Linked DNA regions of Mus musculus: regions 2 and 3 are each linked to region 1. The links are chromatin loops, found by intact Hi-C in ENCODE. Cell type or tissue: heart. All regions are shown on one strand.

What was found. A loop is a pair of places that touch in the nucleus more often than their neighbours do. Peaks named below come from ENCODE experiments on the same cell type or tissue, not always from the same donor. Only the 100,000 strongest peaks of a DNase experiment are listed, where the experiment ranks them.
Region 2: a loop joins it to region 1, with 2.4 times the contacts of the local background. A loop is called at or near these places in 7 of 42 quality-filtered maps.
Region 3: a loop joins it to region 1, with 2.8 times the contacts of the local background. A loop is called at or near these places in 4 of 42 quality-filtered maps.

What each region holds. Positions count from the first base shown.
Region 1 is chr1:118,756,039-118,764,038 of GRCm38, forward strand. No RefSeq gene overlaps it. Among named protein-coding and RNA genes, the nearest start is that of Tfcp2l1, 130 kb to the left of the region's middle. In heart, a CTCF peak has its summit at 3,744 (motif pointing left); no DNase peak of the experiment used is centred here; H3K27ac peaks cover 664 bases.
Region 2 is chr1:118,623,174-118,631,173 of GRCm38, forward strand. Tfcp2l1 (transcription factor CP2-like 1) reads left to right here and starts at 4,772. Exons shown (of 15, transcript NM_023755.2): 1 at 4,772-4,929. The coding sequence starts at 4,868. In heart, a CTCF peak has its summit at 4,675; a DNase peak (open chromatin) is centred at 4,718; H3K4me3 peaks cover 1,272 bases; H3K27ac peaks cover 927 bases; H3K27me3 peaks cover 2,022 bases.
Region 3 is chr1:118,589,859-118,597,858 of GRCm38, forward strand. It overlaps Clasp1 (CLIP associating protein 1), which reads left to right. Exons shown (of 43, transcript NM_001359328.1): 40 at 563-691. Among named protein-coding and RNA genes, the nearest start is that of Tfcp2l1, 34 kb to the right of the region's middle. In heart, no CTCF peak of the experiment used is centred here; DNase peaks (open chromatin) are centred at 133 and 3,283; H3K27ac peaks cover 206 bases.

The DNA of each region.
Region 1 (8,000 bases):
GTGGATGTGATAGTGTGTGTGTGTGTGCTGTGTGGTCTCAGTCTTGCTTTGGTGTGCATGTGGATGTCAGAGGACAACTTGTGGGAACTGACCCTCTCTGGGACCTAAGAATTGGACTGAGGTTCTTAGGCATGGCAACAATGCCATTACCTTCTGAGCCATCTTGCTGGCCCTGTCATCTCCCTAGGGTACCAGGGGAATGTTAGGCAGATCCCTGCAAAGGCCCCGAGATAACCTGGCTCCCAAGGCCATTATGCTCGCACAGCTCATTTAAGTGCTGGAAACTGCTCCGCTCAGGAATGGAATGTTCCAGCAAGCCCATTTGATTTTCAAATCACTTCCCTCAGAGCTGTAGTCTCCCCCAGAGCAAACCCTGGCCAGGGTTTCCTCAAATCCAGGGGCTAAGCTGGCTGGCTGCTACTGAAGTGGGGGAAGGGCACCCTAGCCTGTGCTCCCTACCCTCATCCTAGCCCCAGTTATTATCCCAGTTATAAAAACCTGGCCCCATAGAGAGAGCAGAACGCCCTGCTCCACTGTGACAGATGCCCTGGGTGCTTGTGTGGTCTCACTTGCATTTCTTACTCTAATCGTCTCCCTCGGGCTTTCCGTACTTGTGGAGGAGGAAACTTGGGAATTCCCCCCTCATTCCTGAATTGTTCGCCTGGAACCTCCCTTTAGGACAAGGCCAACAGAGGGCCCCAGGACAGTTGGGTGCAACCCAGTTCTCAAGCCTTTTAAGCTCGTAGGAATGTTCCCCTCTGCCATCTGAGGCCCAACAGGGACCACAGAGCAGTCCTACCTCTGAGCTCAGAGGGCAGGTCTCAGCATCAGGAGATGAGATGTGCACGCGTTTATGCAAGCTAAGCAAGGGACAGGTTTGTCCCTTCCCTCAAACCTGTCCACGAGCAGTTGATCCACCTGGTTTAGGGTCCCTGGCCAAACTCTTCCTTTTCCGACAAGATGCATATGTGTGTATGTTCCCACGGAGCCCAGGCTAACCTTGAACTTGCTGTGTACTTGATGATGACCTTGAAACCCTCCTGCCCCCACCTGCTGTGTACTAGGACTGCAGGTGTGCAGCATCACACTTGGTTTAAACAATGCTGGGATTGAACCTAGGGCCACATACATGCTAGGCAGCACTCTACCACGGGAACTCTATACTCAGATCACAGGGTTTTTGTTTTCTAAAATGTAATATTTTGTTATTGAGGGTTTCATACATGCATACAATTTATTTTGATCATATTCATCCTTCTTCAGCTAACTCCTCCCAGATCCACCCCCTCATCCCCTCCAGCTTTGAGCCATCACTCCTCCTCCTCCTCCTCCTCCTCCTCCTCCTCCTCCTCCTCCTCCTCTTCTTCCTCTTCCTCCTTGAATTTGTGCTCCCCGTGGACTAATTCACTGGAGCATGGTCAACATTCCAGGGGCCACACCTTTAAAGCAAACTGTCTTTATCTTCTCAAAGCCATCAACTGTCAATTGCTCCTCAGCTAAGGCCTGGGGCTCCCGAGCCCCTCCCTGTCCATGATGGAATGCTGACTGGCTTGGTCTTAGGTAGGTCTTACACAGGTAGCCACAGCTGCTGGGAGTTCTTAAGTGTAGTGGTCCTGTCGTGTCCAGAAGACACTACTTCACCCCATTCCTACTGGAATGGCTCTATGTAATAATCTTTCTGTCCCTTCTTTAGTGATGGTCCCTGAAACTTGGGGGATAGAGCTGTGACAGAGAAGTCCTGTTTGTGGTAGAGCACTCCGCTAACACTTAGTCTCTGCACTTTAACCAGTGTGGGTGCCTGTTAACTATCATCTACTATACAAGGAAGTGTCTCTGTTGAGTCTGAGAGCTGTACTCAGACTGTGGCAAGAGTTCACAGGGCTCACTACTGAGTTGTCTCTTGGCTGTTTGTCTTTAAGTCAACTGTATGGTTTTTGCATGTGATGTTGTCATTGTTACCAATGTCCTTTTGCCATGATGTCAGATTGGAGACAGCAGCTATTATTACTTTACTGTAAAGTCACAGGTCTGAGGATTATTAGGACATGGAGAAGTGGCCGTGGCTCTGCTGACTCTAAGCATCAACTTTAGGAGAGGAACAAAAGGCCCCAGGCAATCGAGCTGACCACAGTGATTCACAGAGTCCTTGGAGCAAGGCTTGCTGGGTCTCCTCTCAGACTAGGAGATGATGTAATAGAGAAGTGTGGCAGGTGACAGCCAAAAGAACCAAGGACTGAAGCAGGAGAATGACTGCCAACATACAGCCAGTGAATCCTCTTGCCTTCTGGGCTCACCGAGACTTCTCTCCTCGCCCTGTTTTATAGTGTGGATGTCAGTCTCCCTGGGCTGAGAATCCCTTTCTCCCTTTGTCTTCTCCCCAGAGAGCGCTTACCCGAACATCTACTCAACATCAAGATTCTCCAGGAGCTTTCCAGAAAGACTCCCAGCCAGCCCCTGTAATGGGAATAGGAACTTTCAGAAGTGTCCACAGCTGCTCATGAGCCAGGGGTTCTGGGAGACGTTGCATGAGGTCCCAGTGTTCTCTAGTTCCTGGTGGGAGGGTGGCAACAGGAAGTTGGTCCTGAAGGTCACTGAACTGGTTTCTGTGACAGGAACCTGACAAAGGCAACTTAAAGGATAAAAGGTTTCTTCTGGCTCCCAGTACACAGATGCAGTCGGCCATGGAAAGGAAGTGGCTGGTCACACTGCAGCCAGCGTCGGGAAGCAGAAGGAGATGATGCTAAGCTGACTTCCTCCTGTACACCTGACCAGGCGCATCAGTCCACCTGACAGTACCACTGACATGCAGAGTATTCTCCTGCCTCTTACCTGGTCTGGATATTCTCTGTGGAATGCCCACAAGTTTGTCTGTATGGTGGTTTAGTTTAGTTGGCACAACCTAGAGTCCCCCTGGGAAGAACATATCAGCGAGAGATTGTGTAGATCTGGTTGGCCTGTGGGAGCGTTGGGGAGGGGGGCGTGTCTCTTGATTTTCTTAATTGATGTGAAATTCAGTCCATATTTGTATGAGAATGTCATAATGCAATCTATTATAAATCTGTATAATTTTCAGGGAATTTAGAAATATTGGATAGAGCGCCAGAGAGATGTCTCAGCCTGTAAAAGTGATTTGGGAGAGCAAGCTACACAAGCTGTCCTCTGATCTGTCTGTACACATGTGCATACCCACCTACTACCACGGCATACAACCCCCACCCTCCTCACACACACATCATGTACACAATAGTAATTAATAATACTGACAACATTAAAATCTCATTGGATGGATCTGAAGGCTGAGGGCTACAGGTTTGCACCACCCAGCCCCAAGCTGACTCCCTCGGGAGTCCATCACCCCACCCCCAGACCTCATTAATACTACAGCTGCTTCCCCTGTTTCCAGGTGGTGAACACATGGAAGCCATCTGCCCCACGAGGCACCCTCCCTTTCCCAGTGATGATCTGGAACCACAGAGATGAGCAGGAAACATCTGCTCCTAAGGTCTCATTTTGTGATCAACCCTACTCCTAGGTCAGACAGGACAAACCCTGATGATGCCTCTGTGCCCACCAACGGCATATTGTTACTTTGTTACAAGAGTAACAAAGTCGAGAGTATCAAACCGTCAGGCTGCTGCAGAGATCCAAGTGAACAGTTACCCTGGGAGACTCACCTCTCAAAACTGAAATCTCCTTGCACCTACCTCATTTCTGGCCATCTACTGCCACCTGCTGGCAAGACAAGTTCTATGTGTAAGAGGACAAAAGGAAAGCTGTAGGAATTTCCACAGTTGCTTCTCCTACACAGTACCAAGAGCATCTGTTAAGACAACACACATGGTGGTGTTACGGTTGATGTGGATTTCTTATGCATCTCTCTATGAGTGTATGATGTGTGTGTGTGTATGTGTGTCTGTGTTCCACGTTTGCTTGTGTACGTGTGTTTGCAGGTACTTGTCAGCCTGTGTCAGTAGCAAGCAGAGGTTGAGGTTAGATATCTTCCTTGATGGTTCTTCACTTTACATATGAGGCAGGGTCCTTCACGGTCCCAGAGTTTGCCAATTCAGCACATCGAACTCTCCAGCTTGCTCTGGGGATCTTGTCTTCGTCTTCTGAGCTGTGGGATAGATAGGTGGGCTGCCACATCAGACAATGAGATTGCATGTGCATGTCACCACATCTGACTTTTTAAAAAGTAAAGCCTTTAAAACACTTTAAAAGTTATATCTATTTAATTGTGTGTGTGTGTGTGTGTGTGTGTGTGTGTGTGTAGTTTCATGACCTTATGTGTATACCACATACATACATGTTTCTGTGGAAGCCAGAGAGGGCACTAGATCTCCTGGAACTGGAGTTGTGAGCTGCCTGATACCCCTATGCTGGGAACTGAACTGGGTTATTTGCAAGAGCAGCCAGCTTTTAATCACTGCTCTCAAGACCCCCAAACCCAGCTTTTCATGCAGTTGCCGGGGACTGAACCCCGCTCCTCCTGCTTTCAGAGTTTATCAGTAACTTTCCTAGTGCTGTGAAGAAACACCACGACCACACCCACTTATAAAGGATGGGATCGACTCACGGTTCCAGAAGGAGAGGGTCCATCGTGATGAGAAGCACTGAAGCAAGCAGCAGGATGGCGGCTGGAGCACAGAGCTGAGAGATCACATCTTCAACTGCAAACACAAAGTAGACAGCAGGCTGTAAGCCCGCCTCCAGTGACCGGCCTCTTAAAGGTTCTGCAACTTTCCCAAATGGCACCACCAGCTGACGCCCAAGTATTCTAACACATAAAGCTATGGGAGAAACTTCTCATCCAAACCACCACCCATAGCAAGTTCTTTCTAGACTGCCTCCACTGATCCCAACTTCTCTCTTCTGTGGGACTTAAAGCCAGTGACTATAGGTTCCAGATAACTCCAGATGCTTCCAGGGTAGCCAATAGCTTCAGATGTCATTTGCCACTGGGCTTTGGGCTCTTCCTACATTTGGCTTTCGAAAATTGGTTTCCCTCTGTCTTATATACATTCAGGTAGTCTCTGTCTCTCTGTCTATCTCTCTCTACTTCTCGCTGTCTCTCTATCTCTCTCTCCCTCCCTTTTCTTCCTTTCTTTTGGGGATTATATAGCTGTGGTTGGGACTCATTGTGTAGGCCAGGCTAGCATCCACTTACAGAATTTCACCTGTCTCTGCCCCCCAGGTGCTGAGATTGAAGGCAGATGCCACCTTGCCTAAGGTGGCTATTGCCAATAATGTCTATTTTATTTTAAGCAACAGGTCTAGATATTTCTTTTCTCATTCTCCTCCTCCTTCCCCCCCTTTCTTCTTCTTTTTCAAGACAGACCCTCACTATGTAGCTCTGACTGTCCTGCAACTCACTATGTAGCCCAAGCTGACGCTGAATTCTCAGAGATTGGCTGGCCTCTGCCTGCCAAGTGCTGGGATTAAGGGCATGTGCCACTATGCCCAACATGTCTGGGTATTTCTAATCAGGCTTATTTTATTTTAGTATGCCTAATATATAAATGAAAGTCCTGACTTTATATTAAGTGTTTAAATATACCCACAAAGAGTTTAATCAGTTGTTAAGGTTAAATTAGAAGGGAATAAAGGGACAGAAAGGTCCAAGGAGAACACAGCCCATGTGAGAAGCCAGTCTCACTTCTAATACCAATGGCAGAGTCAGGGTCCCAAGGCTAGCGTTTCTGTTTTTAATTTAACATTTATTTACTTGTGTGTACATGTGTACATGTGTAGTTGTGTATGTGTGTGTATGTAGGTGTGTGTGCGTGTATGAGAGCTCATGCCAAAGTACAAGTGTGGAGGGCAGAGGATAACCCTGGCAGTCCATTCTTTTCTTCGACCGTGTGGGTCCTGGGTGTTGAACTTAGGTTGTCAGGCTTAGCAACAGGCACCTTCTGAGTCACCTTTTGGTGAAGACCAGTACTGTTACATCCGTTACAGGCTTGGAGTTCCCCACAGTCCTGACGAGTAAGAAAACACCTGAGCCTTAATGAGTTTTATTGGGTTCACCATCTGGGCTCCATTAATTCCCCCATAACTGACCTTAGCCATCAACTCCAGCCCTTGCAGGGCTCAGGGTCTGGCTTTATGTCACTTACCTGGTCATTCTGTGAACAGTCCTGTGATCATGGAAACAGACCTGTGTGTGTGTGTGTGTGTGTGTGTGTGTATATATATATATATATATATATATATATACACACACACACACACACACACATATATATATATATATATATATATATATGAATGAGAGAGAAATGATAGTGTTTTCAAAATGGTTTGACTGGAGAGGGAAGACTCACCCTTAGTTATGGCAGCACCATTCCACAGCCTGCATCCATGGACTGAATAAATAGGAGACAGTGAGCTGAGCACCAGCATCCATCTCTCTGCTTCCTGACTGTGACTTTGGTGTGGGCACCTGCCTCATGCTCCTGCTGCCATGGCCTCCCACCATGGCAGGGTGTGCCCGTGACCTGTGAGCCAACACAAGCCTTTCTGCTCTCAAGTTGCTTTGATCTGGTATGTTATCATAGCCATGTGTCTCAGCTTCTCTTGCTATAATAAGATACTATGACCAAAATCAACTTAGGGAGTTGATTTTGTACTTCTGCATCACAGCCCATCACTGAGGGAGCCAGACAAAAAGCAAGAAAGAAACGTGGAGGCAGGAGCTGGCACAGAGGCCATGAGCAGAGTGGCTCTTTTGAGGGAGTCCAACTCCTTTGAGGGAGTCCAACTCAGGCCTTCCAGAGGAACAGTGAGTACCTAACCAGTGAGCAATCTCCCTCCACCCCAGCCTGGCTTTTCATATCACCCAGGACGATGGGCCCAGGGGTGACACCAATCACATTGGGCAGGACTCTCCCAATCAGCCACTATTTAAGAAAATACCCACTGGTTGGCCTAAGAGCATTTTCTCTCTGGAAATCAGTCTGGCGGTTCCTCAGAAAATTGGACATAGAACTACTGGAGGATCCAGCAATACCTCTCCTGGGCATATATCCAGAAGATGCCCCAACTGGTAAGAAGGACACATGCTCCACTATGTTCATAGCAGCCTTATTTATAATAGCCAGAAGCTGGAAAGAACCCAGATGCCCCTCCACAAAGGAATGGATACAGAAAATGTGGTACATCTACACAATGGAGTACTACTCAGCTATTAAAAAGAACGAATTTATGAAATTCCTAGGCAAATGGATGGACCTGGAGGGCATCATCCTGAGTGAGGTAACACATTCACAAAGGAACTCACACAATATGTACTCACTGATAAGTGGATATTAGCCCCAATCCTAGGATACCCAAGATATAAGATACAATTTGCTAAACACATGAAACTCAAGAAGAATGAAGACTGAAGTGTGGACACTATGCCCCTCCTTAGAATTGGGAACAAAACACCCATGGAAGGAGTTACAAAGACAAAGTTTGGAGCTGAGATGAAAGGATGGACCATGTAGAGACTGCCATATCCAGGGATCCACCCCATAATCAGCATCCAAACGCTGACACCATTGCATATACTAGCAAGATTTTATCGAAAGGACCCAGATGTAGCTGTCTCTTGTGAGACTATGCCGGGGCCTAGCAAACACAGAAGTGGATGCTCACAGTCAGCTAATGGATGGATCACAGGGCTCCCAATGGAGGAGCTAGAGAAAGTACCCAAGGAGCTAAAGGGAACTGCAACCCTATAGGTGGAACAACATTATGAACTAACCAGTACCCCGGAGCTCTTGACTCTAGCTGCATATGTATCAAAAGATGGCCTAGTCGGCCATCACTGGAAAGAGAGGCCCATTGGACACGCAAACTTTATATGCCCCAGTACAGGGGAACGCCAGGGCCAAAAAGGGGGAGGGGGGGGTAGGGGAGTGGGGGTGGGTGGGTATGGGGGACTTTTGGTATAGCATTGGAAATGTAAATGAGCTAAATACCTAATAAAAAATGGAAAAAAAAAGCATTTTCTCAAC
Region 2 (8,000 bases), 130 kb before region 1:
AGGCTTCTTGTTTGGCCCTGGCAAGAAAACACTGTGCCAAAGTGCAAGTGGCCAACTCCACCCAGAACTATTTGTTCAAGGGGGGCATGGCTGCCCTGTAAGGATGAGGGGCTCTGGGGCTGCTGATGCTGGTATAGTACCAATCTAGTATGCATGAAGCCCATATAAACCTAGTGGTGGCAGCTGTGTGATCCAGTGGGAGGTAGAAGCAGGAGGGTCAAAAGTTCTAGATGATCCTCGGCTACTTAAGCCCAGGTTACATGAGACCCTGTTTCCAAAAGCAATTATCTCTTATTTGTTAGTATGTGAGTCATTAACAGGTTATGGCACAGATTTTTGTTTTGATTTTTTTTTTCTTTTTTGGTCAGGCTGGGGATGGACTCGGGGCCTTGTGCATTCTAAACTCATACTATACAATTGAACTATAGCCTCGCCTATTCACACAAGTCTTGGAAATTAGTGTGTACTTCACACTCCTAGAATGTCTCAGTTCAGACGAGTTATATTTCAGGTGGTCAGTGGCCCTTTGTGCAGAGGGTGGTCATTTATACTTTTTCTTTTCTCTTTCTTTCTTTCTTTCTTTCTTTCTTTCTTTCTTTCTTTCTTTCTTTCTTTCTTCTTTCTCTCTCTCTCTCCCTTCCTTTCTTCCTTTCTTTCTTTCTTCCTTTCTTTCTTTCTTTCTTTTCTTTTTTTCTAGGTAATGTCTCTTGTATTTCAGGATAGCCTCAAACTCTCCGAGGATGTCCTTGAACTTTTGATGCTCCCAACTTCATCTCCAGAGACTGTGATGATAGTCATGACTCACTGTGGCTGGTTTTACAGAGTTCTTGAAGGCTTTGTACAAGCTCAGCAAGGACCCTACCAACTGTGCTGTGTGCCTGGTCCCTTACACTTATTTATGGTTTCTTTTTTATTACATTTTATTATGTGTTGTGTGTTTGTGTATATATGTGCGGGTGCACTATTGACATGATGTGTATGTGCCAGTCAGAGAATACATTGCATGAGTCAGTTTCCTCTTCCTGCCATGTGGGACCCACGGATAGAACCATCTTGCCTGCCTGCCTGCCCTTACTTTGGGTTTCTGTTCCTTGCAACAGAAAGTAATTGTAGTCAGCTCATGAGGAGCTACCCCGCTGCTACAACTGCTAAAGTAACTGGACAAGGGATGAGAGGTACACAGCCAAGAGAAGTCCCTGGCTAAGCTTGCTCTGCTTCACACACGTACCTTTACAAAGATCTACAACAGCTCCAAGAGGCTCCATCAACTTGGCTGTAAGTGATGGCTTTGAGTTCAGAGAACATGGCAGGTGCTAACATGCCCAGCTGATGTGTCTGGTCCTGGATAGGGCACTTGGTGCCCTGCTACCATCTGGTTTCTGGAGTCCCCCAAGGCATCCACTGAGAGGCATTATAGCTTAACTGGACCCCTGCCCACTGCTTCCTCTACTCCCCTACAGCTGCTGGCCCCTGAGCTCATGATAATTCCCTAAAAATGCTTACACATTCTACCTCCAGCCAAATCCCAGCTCCTCTCTCCAGGCCACTATGACCTCCTGTTTGCCCATTCAAACCATATTCTCAAGAGTGCAGGCTTCAGAGTCATATGGACCTCCAAGGAAAACTGGGAGTCCCTCATGGAACTGATAAAATGGGGGGCTCCTAGGGACTCTGCAGGAATGGGAGGCTTATTTTTGTTCTTGAGGGACCCTCAGGTTGATTCTCAGGGCAGACATACATGTTGATCAAGTCGTCCCCCCACCCCCCAGTACTAGGTGAAGAAAAGAACTCTGGGACTGTGGTCATCAAAAGGCAGGGACCTGGGTGTATAGGCTAGACCCAAGGCACAGCTGTGGTGTCCACCTCCTGAACCCCAGGCTCTTAGGTGAGAGAATGTGTCAAAAAGATTCCAGCCGCCAGGCACTTGGGAGGCAGAGACAAGTGGATTTCTGCGTTCGAGGACAGCCTGGTCTACAGAGTGAGTTCCAGGACATCCAGGGCTACACAGGGAAACCCTGTCTTGAAACCTCCCTTCCCCACCCCCCGCACCCCACCCCCCCCCGCACCCCACCCCCCCAAAAAACACACCAAAAAAACCCAAAAACAAACAAAAAAACAAAAAAACAAAAAAAAAACAGGAGGAGGAGGAGGAGGAGGAGGAGGAGGAGGAGGAGGAGGTGGTGGTTCCAGCCACTGGGCTCACAGCTGATGAGATGGCTCAGTAGGTAAGAGTGCCTGTCTCCAAGGCTGACAATCCCTGCTAGATCCCTGGGATTCACTTGCTAGAGGGAGCGAATTGAGTCCAATTGAGACAAGTTGTCCTCTGAAAGCTATGTCCCCAGCTGCAAATAAAATTGTTTTTAAAAGTTGATATTCCCGTCTATGCAAATCACATACATTTACAAAATAGAGACCAAAAAGAAGTGGTTCATCTGCATATCAGTCCTCTCTTTACTAGACTAATTGTTTTCCCAAAGACTGAGAAGTCAAAAGCTCAAATTCATCCTTATCCTCCCAGCAGGAATCAAAAGGCTGCCCTTGCCCTCCGGAGAGAGTTTTGTGGTCACCCGCCACACACTTGGACAAAAGAATCCACTTTCCTCTTCCCCGAAAGCTCTTAACAAACCCAGAAAGTAAATCTTTTTATTCCTAGTTTTAGGTTCTTAGGGCCGGGATCCTCAGCTTGGAAGGAGTTTCCACTGAAGTTTGTCTTTGCTGGAGCCCTGAGGGGATGGGATGCCAGAAAGCAGTTCCTCTCCAACAGATTTATTTTAGGGCTTGGACAAAGTGGGAGTCTTCGTGGTACCCTATGAATCTGACTGATTCTTGTCTAGCATTATGCCTGTGACAAGCCCACTTGGAAGGGAAGGGGTGAGGACCAATACAGACACTTGGTACAAACACCCTGGGCTCAATTAACCCCCACTCAGGTCACAGCTGACAGCTCAGCAGTGAAGGCAGAGCCCCTGGAGCGTGCTTGTGTTTGTGGATTCCCTTTCTGCAAGCCTTAGCACTTGATGTGTGTCTGAGGGCATTCCCACATTCACCTCTGCTAGGCTTTAGCTTCACTGCCACCCACACCTGGAGAGTTTCAAAGGCAGTCTTGGTCTCACCACCACACACACATGGTTCCCATAATAGTAACACTTCCCTCTGTCATCTTCTGCTTGTCCACTTGCCTGGCTAGAATGATAGGAGCCTCTGGAAGGGCTGGCTTCTTGACATTATCCTAGGGTGCTCTCCTTTTGAAAGCATGTCCCCGTTCTGGTCCCTGATGGAGAACTTAGTGCTCAGGATGTTGGTTACAGAATTCTTTAGTATCGGTATCTGGGAGAGCTGGGAAGGGAAGAGGTGATCACTTTCCAGTTTCTCCCATGAGAGCTCTAGGACTAAAATGGCCTTTGCATTGTCACACATCCACAGAGTTGGGTGTGATAGCTACAGGAATGTTGCCCAACCCCTGACACATGTGACCTCTAGGAGCATCAAGAGCAGCAGAGGTGGTCCCTGGAGAGGCAGACAGGGAGTATCCCAAGGGTTTCTCACAGAGCAGCAACCTGTGGCTGGAGACAGTGCAGAGCCAGCAAAGGAAGGGGGACTTGTGTGCCTATGCTTGCAGGCCCAGGAAGTCTTTATAGACTCATTCAATTAAGCAGAACGTATGCCTAATGAGGTCCTGAGACATCACCCTGTGGGTTCACCTCTAGGAACTGTGTACCTTTCTGCTTGCCCATCTACCCATGGCCTACTACTGTTCACATTCAGGCAGACTCGACTTTCCAAAAGCCAATTATAAAGAACATCCAAAATCTTAAAGGAGCAGAAAGGTGGCAGGCACAGCAGCACAGCACAGGTCCTTGCTGAGTTGCATAGCCAGACTCCCATTGTAGAAGAAAAAGAAATGACTCCTGCAAGCTGTTTACACTGCACACACACTAAGGCACAGTGTCCTTCCCACACACACCCACCCACCCACCCACCCACACACAGAGACTTAAAAACAACCCTATTAAAGGAAGTGGAAAGAGAATCTTACCTCCCGTTGCCTCCCGTGTTTCTGACACCTGGACACTTCATCCCATCTCCTAAACTCTTCTGCATGTCACACGAGCCCAGTTTGTCAAAGAAGGACTGTCACAAACCTGTCTGAAACTTTCTTTTCTGATGCTTCCTAGGCTCATCTGGACTCAGACTAAGGACTGATTCTGGGCTCTGAGTAAGAGGCCCAGGCATCTCTTTTAAGTTTATTTTTATTATTTTATTTTATATACTGTGCAGCAGAAGATGACCTTGAATTTTGGATCTTCCTGCCTCTACCAGTGCAGGGATTAGAGACCTGTTGTACCACACCTGGGCTTAGAGCTTTGTGTATGCTAGGTGACTTCATGTATGATATGCTCAGTGAGCTAGTCATGGAGTTAAAGACAAGTAAAAGCAACAGAGAAAAAAGGGTATAAGGTCAGTGTTCAGAGCGAGGAAAAACAAAAACGTTAAGGGGAGTGCTTAGGTGCTCCTGGCCACAATCTCGCCCTGAGCAACTGCCTTGGGCTCAGCGTGGAAGCTCAGAGGCCAGTAGGCCACAGCGAGAGTGGCTGTGTCCCCAGGGTCAGTAGCTAAGCAAGTGCCAGCTCCCAGAAAGGCACAGCTCCGGCAGGTGCGGCTCAGCGCCTCCCTCCGGCCGTGCTAGCCGTAGGGACGGCCCTGCAATAACCACGCCCCTAATGCCACGCCCACCTGACGGCCTATAAAAGGCGCCGGCCGCAGCCCACTCAGGTTCGAGTGGGTGCTGCTTAAAGGTGGACGGCGGCCAGGGTTGCCGCGTCCAGCTCGGTGCCACGCCCCGGCCGGTGCTGCGGAAGCCTCAGCCATGCTGTTCTGGCACACGCAGCCCGAACACTACAACCAGCACAACTCTGGCAGCTACTTGCGGTAAGACGTGGCAACACCTGCCTACGATCGGGGTCCGAGCGCTGACTAACCTCAGGCCTCCAGAGAAGGGCCCTCCGGGAGGCCCCTAGGGAATGGTCGGGGAAGAGGCGCACTGATGCCCGCGGGCTGCTTCTTCGAGGTTTCCTTGCCACTCGCTGTGTCCCCAGCCGGGTTTCGTCGCCTTTCCTCTCCCTTCCCCACTCCAATAGGAGAAATAAACTTGCCTCATCTATCAGGAGCTGGAGTGTCCCGGGAAGCCAGGCCCCGCCCGCTCTTTGCTCTTCTCGGCCCTTGGGCCCACAGGTGGATAGCGGGAGCAGGTCTGCGCTGCAGCCCTGAGGGCTCGGGCTTCAGGGGGTGGCTGCCCTTGCTCGGGGTCAACTTGGTATGGCCCCTAGAAATCTCCTCTTCTGTGGGGATTTCGCTAGCGCACTTTAAGGGAAGAGGGTCCCGCGGGATTTTGCAAAGTTCTCTGAACTCCCTCTTTTAGGAAATAGAACTTCCTCACCTCCCCAAATTGCTTTGGTGACTCCGGGATTCTTTGATTTTTTTATCCCCCTCGCTATGGTGCAGCTGGCTGCAGGGCTAATAGGCAGGCATTTCTTTTTCTGAACTCGCCAGAACCAGCTTCAACCTGTCTTTATTTCCATCCTAGTCACAGTTTATTATATGTGCCGTACTTAACCCAAAGTGTGTTTGATGTGGGCTCAAGAAGACATCCCAGGGGCTGTCAGCCCTAACTACAGACCCTTAAGTGCTTCTTTGGACCCCCCCCCCAAGTCTCCTCTTTTGGATTTCTTTGTTATTTGTACTTCCTGGCTTCTGATTCATGTATGTTCAGAACTCCTCTAGGAAGACATGCCCCTTCTTAGAAAGCCGAGGGTTGGCCAGGTTTCACTGGTGTATCTTCAGTTTTTTTTTTTTTTTCTTTTAAAAAATAACTCCAAACCATTGAAAATGGTAATCAAACTAGGGACATGAGACTGCAGATCCCGGTGGTGGTGTTGAGCCCACAGTTAAAATTGCTATAGAATAAATATATGCTAACTGTATTACACTCTATAGGGTTACCTGTGGTTTCTTTTGGATTGTTGTGAGTAGCCATTAGGTATTTAATCTCATCCTATCTTAAAAATGAAGTTGAAGGTGACCTTGAGCGGAAGTATTTGAAATCTAGTTGCATAAAACATTATCCTTGTTTGAGGCGTGGTGTGGTTTATGTATCTGTGCCTGAGATGGAAGTTTTGTGAGCCAACTCAGATACTTTTAAGATTTTGACTTAGCATGAAAGGAGGAAGGCAAACGTTGAGGTTGAGAGCCTGAGAGCCACTACAAAGCAGCACTGTTTCTTTGGGTGCTTTGAGGAAGCAATGGGTAAAGACCAACCATACTCCCCACTGGAAGCTGGTGTTGTTTTTGTTTTTTACCTTCAAGTAGTTTGACTTCCTTGCGCCCTGTGTATCTGTGTTAGTGCAAGAATATTTTTCTTTGCTTTCCTTGTTTTTCTTTTTCAGAATTTAAAATTTTAATTTCATATTATTATTTTTTAATTTTTATTGTTTTTTTGTTTGTTTATTTTTTTGTAGTGCTGGGATGAACCTTGGGCCTTACGCTTGTTCTTCCATTTTGATAACTTCTGGCCCTCCTTTTTTATTATCAGTTTTTGTTCTGCTAGAAATTCTACAAGCCATCTGATTTCAATGAATAGTGGGTGGCCTTTAAGCCCTCCCTCTCCTTTCTGTTTGATGTTCTGGTGACTTTTATTCCTTGGCAAATAAGGACAGCAGGCCAGAAACAAGTTACTGTTGAATGATGGCTCTTAACTAATTCTCTCTCTCTCTCTCTCTCTCTCTCTCTCTCTCTCTCTCTAATTTAAAAGTAACTGTGCCTGGGTTATTAACTTACATGGTCTGGGCAAACATGAAATTATGCAATTCTCAGGGTAGCAGGATGATACTTCTTTCTGTGTTCCTTAATAACTGCCCAGGCTGGAAAAGAGGAAAGATTTGCTTCCGGTGGAGGTGAAACTGGCCAGCCCTGATAATACTACTCTGGGCAACAGACAGGAATAGCAGGAAAAAAAAAATACACACAGGGAATGTCTCCCAGGTGTGCCCAAAGGCAAGCTTTCTGAGAACCTGTTAGGTACTGTTGGGGTGTGTGCTGGGTTATATTTCATGGACACTCATTTATGATGCTGTACAGGGAACACATCGTACTGGTGACAGTGCAGTGAAGCGGGGTCAGCTGATCTGATTCATGGAGATGGGAGGAGGGTCATCAAGATCGGGCGGGGCATCTTTTGGTAGTTGTTTCTGTGGCAACATAGTTTAGAATCTTTAAGGAAGTCTCACCTGCCTGTAGGTCATTCTGCTCCTCAGGGATTTTATTGTTCCTAGCAAGGACACCTATCTGAAGTCCCAGCAACTCAGCCAGCAGGACAGCTCCGTGAGTCTGAACAGCTCTGTGAGTCTGGGAGTTCAAAGCTAGCCTGGGCAATGTACTGATAACTTCTTGAAGAAGTTTAAAAACAAGTTCCTCTGTCACAGGGTGATTGGAGGCTGAGGTGTACATGTATGTATGATGTGTGTGTGTGTGTGTGTGTGTGTGTGTGTGTTTCCCAGACAGGGTCTCATTATGTAGCCCTAGCTGTCCTGGGACTCACTCAGCTTGGTCTGGAACTCACAGAGAGCCACCTGCTTATAAAGACTAGTCTTTAATAATGTTCCTCAGCTACCACACACTGTGTTTTGAGGTTGGAGCTCCTACCTGTCTGGAACTTGTTAAGCAGATTAACTGCCTAGCCAGTGAGCCTCAGGGGGGTCATCCTGTCGCATCTTCCCAGCACTGGGAGATGTGTAGTTAGCACACACTAACCACACTCAGCTTTTGCAGGCCGTGCCCTCTGGGATTGAAACTAGGTCCTCACTGTAAAGCAAGTGCTTTACAGGCTGTCTCCCCAGTCCAGGGCTAATGTTTTGGTGTAGGGAGCATTACTTAGAGATGAAGGAAACAGCTTTTTGAATACTTTTAGATTTGTCACTTGGGTAAGAAAACTGAAATCAAGGTTT
Region 3 (8,000 bases), 170 kb before region 1:
CAGTGCACAGTTGAGTGACAAGGAATCAGGATGTGCTTCTTGGCTCTGTTTGCAGTAAACTCTGCTCTCTTCTTGAGATTAGGCGTCTGTTTGAAATGGCTTTCCTCCAGACACATGACTGAAGAGCTTGAAGCCTGTTGTATGGGTGACCTCATCACCCAGAAGGTCAGGAACAAACACGGTTCTCCAGCTGACCTCAGAGAGCTCACAGCTTGGCAGACCTGTCCATGAAAGGATCAGGTGCTTTGGGCTCATCCCTGTGCTTGTTTTACATAAGAATGACTCAGGAACCCAAGCTTCAGGAAGTCTAGAAAGGACAGGGACTGACCATGAACTAGATGTTCCATCTTCACTTGATCTGCTGTATGGGGCTCATTCTAGAGAAACCCATGCCAGCCTCTCCAGATGCTGGGTCCTGAAGATGTCACCATGCATCAGTGCCTGCTCTCTTGGAGTTGACTGTCCAGCAAGCCCATGTTGAGTAGACTTGTGGTCCATGTAGAGGGGCTCTTGCATGCTGTGGGCCACTATTAAGTGACATTTCTTTTCCTCTCACACCTAGCATTCCATTCGAGCTCTGGCACTGAGAGTTTTACGGGAAATTCTGAGAAACCAGCCAGCAAGATTCAAAAACTATGCAGAACTGACGATCATGAAGACTCTGGAAGCCCACAAAGACTCCCACAAGGAGGTGAGCTAGCCCTGGTGGCCAAGTGCCAACAGAACTGGGTGGAAGAATGCAGGACCCAAAATGAAATTTCATGCTTATGAGTCTTTTCCTTTTAACTTGGTCTGGGTTGTTTGAGTAAAATTCCTACTGCTGACATTAGAGCTGAGAAACCACACACCTAAAATGCTCACAAAATCCACCTGCGGTTCCCAGGTCCCAGCACCTCTGCAGTCACTGGCCAGTAGCTTGCTGACATGTTGAACCTCTGTGGCTCCCTACTCTGGAGAGGTTAGGGGTGTACAGAATGTAAGGAGCTGTCCTCAAAACGTGACTCCAGGGTTGGAGACATGGTTTACTTACTTAGTGAAGTCCCTGCTATGAAAGCATGAAGACCTAATTGATTTCCAGAACCCACATTAAAAAGCCAGTGACAACTGTACTAGATAGGAAGAAACAAGCATATCCATAGGATTGCTAGCCTACTGAGCAAACCGAGCAAATGAGACCCTATCTCAAAGGGAGGGAGGGAGGGGGAGAGAGGGAGGGAGGGAGGAGAGAGAGAGAGAGAGAGAGAGAAAGAGAGAGAAAGAGAGAGAGAGAGGGAAGGACAGGGAGGGCAGGAAAGAAGAAGGAAGGATGGATGGACAAGATGGGAGTAGGGGAAAAGGAAAAAAATAAGAGGAAAAAGATGGACAGCTGCAGAGCAGTGGCACCAGAGATTGACCAGCATGCATGCACATATGCATGAACAAGTCTAGTAACAGCAGGTACTCTGGAAACCAGATGGTAGATTTAGAACTGCAGCAAACTCAAGATAGCAAGTGGGTATGACCTCACTGAGCCATGGCCACTTGTGTGATGTGCTTATGGATAAGGGCTTATGAGTAGAGCAGTTCTTCCATCTACAGAGAATGACACCCTAAGGGTAGTGTTTCTCCTGGCCATGGTTTTGGCTGCTTGGGCAGTTACTGCTTTGACCTCCTCAGATTGTCATTGGAGGAAGGGACTCTGTTTCTCCCCGCTAGATTCATACAGCACAGAGCACATAGACTCTAGGACCATTTCCAACGAGTGACTGGGTCTCTAAAATCTGGCCTGGTGGCATGATGGTGACACTCATGTTTGAACAGAAGGCTTTCCACTTACAGCAACTCCTTGAACATGTGAAGACCAGACAGGCTAAATATAATCAACTTCATTGTTCCTAGATAGGGAAGGAAGGACCAAAAAAAGCCTGCCCAGTAGTTCATAGCAGCGTAGGTATGGACTAGGTCTTGGGTCTCTTGTGGGACAAGCTATCTTGCACCAACTTTGTTTTTTAAATAACGTGTCCTTAGTGAGAGTCAATGATGAAATATTGAAGTGAAATTGGTACTGTTTTATATCTAGGATTCAGGTATGTCCAACAAGCAGTTTGAACCTCAGGGTGGCCATAAATGAAATCCAACACACTAGATAGCTAGCTAGCTCGCGCTCTCTCTCTCTCTCTCTCTCTCTCTCTCTCTCCCTCCCTCCCTCCCTCCCTCCCTTTCTCCCTCCCCTCCCCCTTTTCCCTCTCCCCTCCCCCTTTTCCCTCTCCCTCTCTCCCTCCCCCTTTCCCCTCCCTCTCCCCCCTCCGTCTCCTTTTCCCTCTCCCTCTCCTCTCCCCTTCTTGTTCTCCCTCTCCCCCTCTCCTCCCCTACCTCTGTCTGTGTGTGTATGTGTCTATGTATCTTTCTCTGTGTCTCTTATTCTCTGTGATTTTTGTTATTATACTTTGTCTTATGTATGCACATATGTATGTGTGCACAATGGGGGATAGAAGACAGTTTACTGGAAATCAGTTCTTTCCTTCCATCATGTAGAATCCAGTAGTCAGACCAGTCTCAGACCAGCAAGCTTCAGCAAGCTTCACCTTTACCTCTGGACTCCCACTTTAAAAACAAAAAATTCAATTGTGTAGCTCTCAAGTATGCATTTTGTAGATAACAGAATTAAATATGGAAATGTCAGAAGGTTAGACATACCTGACAAAATACAAGCTTGGCATGAGATTAAAATGAAGGAAGGAGGCCAGAGAGATGCCTCTATGTCAGAGAACCGGCTGCTTATCCACAAGACTCAGCCTGGATTCCCAGCACCAGTACAGCAGCTCACAACCATCTGTCATTCCTGTCCTAGGGGATCTCACATCCTCTTTTGACCTCTGAGGGCACTAGGCATGGCATGGTGCACATACGTATGTGCAGACAAAATACCACACACACAGTTTTTATTATTGTGAAATTTCTAGTTAGCTAAGCTAAGGTGATATTTGAGCACTTACTGTCCAGCTGGAACCTGTCTGTGTAAGCTGGGCATCCCAATAGTAAAAACCTTTACAGTGTACTCTTAAATATAATTTAAAGTTTACTACTTTTTTTCTTGAATAATACTTTAGAAAATATGAGATTCTCTTATATAGCCCAGGAAAAGAGTGAAAAAGTCTCCTGCTTCACATATTTCTCAGTACTCTGTCAGCATGGGAGTCTTGTAACCAGAGGTCCCGTACTATCATCACAGTGACCTGAGGATGCCAACGGGACACAGTGTTCTGAGGTGCTGTGTTGGCAGGCCCTCTGCTTTGCATGTCTGGGCTCACCTTGACTATGCCCTTGCCGCTTCCTCCTGCAACCTCTGGCTGTCACATGGTCAGGAGCAGCTCTGGCCCCTGTACATTTAGATTTGGAGTTTGAAAATTCTTCAAGTCTTTCTTTCGTGTGTGTGTGTGTGTGTGTGTGTGTGTGTGTGTGTGTGTGTGTGTGTGTACTTATGTATGTGTATTTGTACGTGTGTATGTGTGCATGTGGAGGCAAGAAGTCACCCTTGGATGTTCTTCAAGTATTGTTCCTCTTTTATTTTGAGACAGAATCTCACCAGAACACCAGCCATCTTCCCTGACTGACTCTGACTTCTAGAAACCCGACATTTGGAAACTGAAATACATCTTAAAAGTTTCTAGAGGACCAAAGAATCAGTGGACCCTCACTGCATGAGGACCTCAGTGAAGCAGGGTTAATCACATGCGTGTGCTCCCAGTGCCCCTATGGCAAGACTGGAGACAGAGACAGGAGAATCTCTGTAAGCTCACAAGCCAGTGAGGTTATCTTACACAACCGCAAAGTATAGGAGAAACCCTGGTGCAAACAAGGTAGGAGACAGGAATGAGGCCTGAAAGTTGCCCTCTTGAGTTCCTCAGGTTCACTGTGACACACACGGGCAGGAATTCACACACACACACACACACACACACACACACACACACACACACACATATATACCTACAAATACACATCTGGGTGTGTAGGGTAGGCAGAGGGTGGGGGGGAGAGAAATAGTTTAAGGGGGCAGTGCTGGGGAGATGGCTCAGCAGTTAAAAACTTTCTCAGCATCCACACAACCATGAGTAGTTCCAGTTGCAGAAGTGGCCTCCCCTGGCTTTCTGAGAGCACTGCATGCATATGGCGCATGCAGGCAAAACACTCATGTGCGGAAAAAAATTTAAGAGTTTTAAAAAGCTATTATTCAAAATTGGAAAGGTGGGACTGGTGGCAAGATGGCTGGTTTCCTTATCCATGAGCCAAAGTCAGCTGTTGTAAATTCTTTCCAAAAGAGCAGTGCACGCAGAACATGTTTCTGACCCATTGAAAACGTTGCCCGCGGGCAGTAACAGTCCACAGATGGCAAACTGCAGAGACTGACAGGTAGCCTTAGACCCCAGCCAAAAGCTTTGTTTTTGAAAGCTGGTATTTGTCATCATAGACATAGTCCTTTCATAGTTCCAATCTGAGGAAGTGAGTCTGCCAGGACCTCACTGTCTGTTTAGTAGATAATGTTGCATTTCACATCTGTAGCACTCATGAAGTTTCTGTGTGTTGTGTTGGGTTTTCATTCAGCAAACATCTTAAAGGGCTAAGCTTGATATCGTGGCCTTTGTGATAACTTCATTCATGTGAACTCTCTTCTTCTTTTACATCTTTACACTGAGAGAGTTAGGGCTGATAGAGAATCTCTCCTTTGATCAGAGAACTGGCAGCAGGGCATGCGTCTGAGGCTGTGTGAGGTATGAGAAGACTGGAAACCAGAGTCTCAGTAGAGCCCGCTGTTCCCTCCTTCCCCCAGGGTCCACTCACATACAGCCCACATATACAGGGCTGTTTGTGAGTGCAGGTATAAACTTGGCAGTTTCTATATATAGCCAGGTAGGCTTTGTCTCCCAAGGGCCAGCCCCAGCTCTAGTTCTGGAAGCTGGAACTGGCCAATCATTTTATTTTATTTTGTTGGGGGTGGGGGTGGGGGGGTTCACATTAGTCAGTGTTTGATTCTATTTACATACTTACAGAGTAAAATGTTGGCTAGGCAGAGTGGTTCATACATGCAATCCCAGTTGCCAGGAGTTGGGGATCACTTGAGCCCCAAAATTCAAGGCCAGCCTAGGCAAAATAACATGACCCTGCTTCTTTAAAAAGTATATACGGGACCAAGGCTCTCCCTACAGTCTGCCAGCTTCGGGTTAGTATCCTGGACTCACGTGGAGGAAGGAGAGAACTAACTTGTCCTTGGACTTCCACACATCATGGCACCATGGCATGTGCCCACAAGAGAGGGCAGAGAGACAAGAAATTAAAAAAAATAGTCATGTCACAGTAATGCCACCAAACATTTCTAGTTGCAAACCATAAATGTTGGTGTCTAGGACATCAGAATCCAGTTTTAGATGGCATGACTTATTTGAGGAAATTGATTTCTTAGCTAATTAATAACTTTTTTCTCTAGAGGTTTTGTTTTTAACTCTTTTCCAGTTAAATTTTATATTTTATGACTTCAAGGAGTCAGAGAAGCAAAATGAGACAGACCAAAGTTGCTTGACAACAGAAAGGGGAGCTTCCTGGTACTGGCTGTCTGGCCACCCTGAGCAGTAGGGTATGTGTGATCAGTCCTTGGAACAGATAACTGTGGTCAGAGTAAGCTTGTTCCTGATAAGGTATCCTCTTCAGGTGCCAATTAAAATTCCCAGCCGGCCCTGTCTCCACAGCCTGTGTTCAGGAATGACCCTCTGCACCCTCCTGGCAGCAGAGCAACCCAGGAACCTACAAGTCATTACACCTCTGTGGACCTTGCTTTCTTCTTATCTGGTCGCCCCAGGCTACCAGAGTAGAGGGTTATCTGTGTGTCTTCTAGTTCCAGGATAATAGCCTCAATATTATGTGGCTACTGAGTAACAAACCTAAATCCTCACACATGCTAAAGCTCTAGTTTCCCTGGGCCCAATCTTAGGATTTGACCAGAAGCCCTGTTTCCTTTGGAAATTCTTGCTTTTTTAATAAACAGACAAAATCAGAAGCCTAGATAGCATCATTGTGTGGTTCCTAGTTGTTGAGACAGCAACTGCTAGGATACAGACTCCTCTAATGACTGTTTTGTCACTGACGTGAGCCAGGTGGGAGGAGGACAGGACAGCCTTCAAGTCTGTAGTGTGTGAGTTCATTACAGCAAAGATCACTGTATGGTTCCTAGCAAGGAGCACTAAGAACTGCTGGAAATATCAGGGTAGACAGCCAGGACAGCAAGGTGAACAGGAGAGAGAAAACTGGCTGAGAGCCGGTGCAACAGGGAGTGGGATGGGCGGGTATAGAAGGTACCCAGGCTGAAGCCCACTGCAGGGGAATGCAGGGGCTCACCAAGTCAGGGAGCCAGTGCAGTTGCCATCCTAGTGGGCCAAGCCCAGTGTCCTTCCTGTGGATGGTACTACCGCTCCCGCTGCTGCTGTTGAAGGGCAGAATAAGTCTGTACTGGTAAGCTGACCCCTGAGAGCCATGCCACCTGCCCCTTAGCTGACTCCTGGCCTTAAGCAGCTCTGGAAGGCAGCTGCTTTGGATGGCAGAGCTTTACCTTGGAGGCAGGAGATAGATTTGCACAGTGCTCACAGGCTATGCTGGACATGTCTCTGAGGCTTCCTGATGTCTAGGGGTGTTACAGGTGTCCTTCCCTGTGGTATCCATATTGGTGAGGTGAGGTGGCTATGTCCCCTTTACCTTCTCCTGTTGAAGAAAGTATGCTAACTTAAAATAGAAGAAAAGTTATTACATTTATTTACTTACTTTGTGTATGACACACAACACAATAAAGTAAATGTAATTTAACTGCATTTCATTGACTAGATCTAAGAGGCCATTTAAATTCAACTTTAAAAAAAAAACCTCTATATAAATTATTGTAAAAATGACTTGTATCCCTGGGGTGCTGCCTGCTTTCAGTCTGTTGTGTGTGTGCGTTCTGTGGCTAGGCCAGCATCAGCATTGGACTGGAAAGCACTGTGATTTTTTTTTTAGAGATGGACAGTGGACTTAGGAATGCGAGATTACTCCATAGCTCAGCCCCTCTATAGGGTTGGGCCTATATCTGCCACTCCCCACCCCACCACCCTCCTAGAGCCCCTCCCACTCCTCACCATTTGCCCCTGCCATCCCCAATCTACCCAATGAGTAGGTCAGTCTCTTGTGTGGGTGGGGGGTGGGGTGGGGGGTGGCATGCATGCGGCAGTGACTCCACAGAGCTCGGAGGACCATGTAGGAAACAGTTCTCTCTCCCAAGTGGATACCAGGGAGTAAGCACGGGCCCTCAAGCTTGACAGTAAGCCCACTCACTGGTCAGGAGTGCACAGCTCTTGTGCTTCCCTTCTGAGGAGTTTTGAAGCCCCTCTCTGTAGGTGGGCTTTTTTTTTTTCAGAGAAAAATGCTTATCAGGTTCAGATGAGTGATAAGATTTTATAAACCAAAACAACTCTCCATCCAGTTCTTCTTATAATTTTCCTGATGGGAACAACAACCACAGACATGAGAAGAGTTTACCTCAGCATCTGCTGACTGAGGGAACAGAACCAGGCCAGAGCAGCCTCGGGAGCCAGAGCTTTCCTAGTCTCTCCCATTTCTACTCTAAGTCCTAGCTCCTGGCTGTGCTGTTTTGGGACATTACTCTTCCATTATAGTTTGTTGTTGCTGATTATTATTATAGACAAGGTTTCTCTGTGTACCCTTGCTGACCTGGAATTCCCTGTTGTAGAGCAGGCTAGCCTGAAACTCAGAAAAATTTGCCTGCCTCTGCCTCTAGGAGTGCTGGGATTAAAGACATATGTGACCACACCCAGCTCCCTTGTTATTCTACTGGACACCAAGACTCCTTGTCTTCTGTATTTGTTGACACCTTTCTGGCAAGTTCCAGAAGGTGGCATCAGCATGTCTTTAGCTTCCAAATAATCCAGGAGCTAAGCTTCAGGTGCCTGGGAGGTGCTCTTGGGTTCTAGCCATCATTG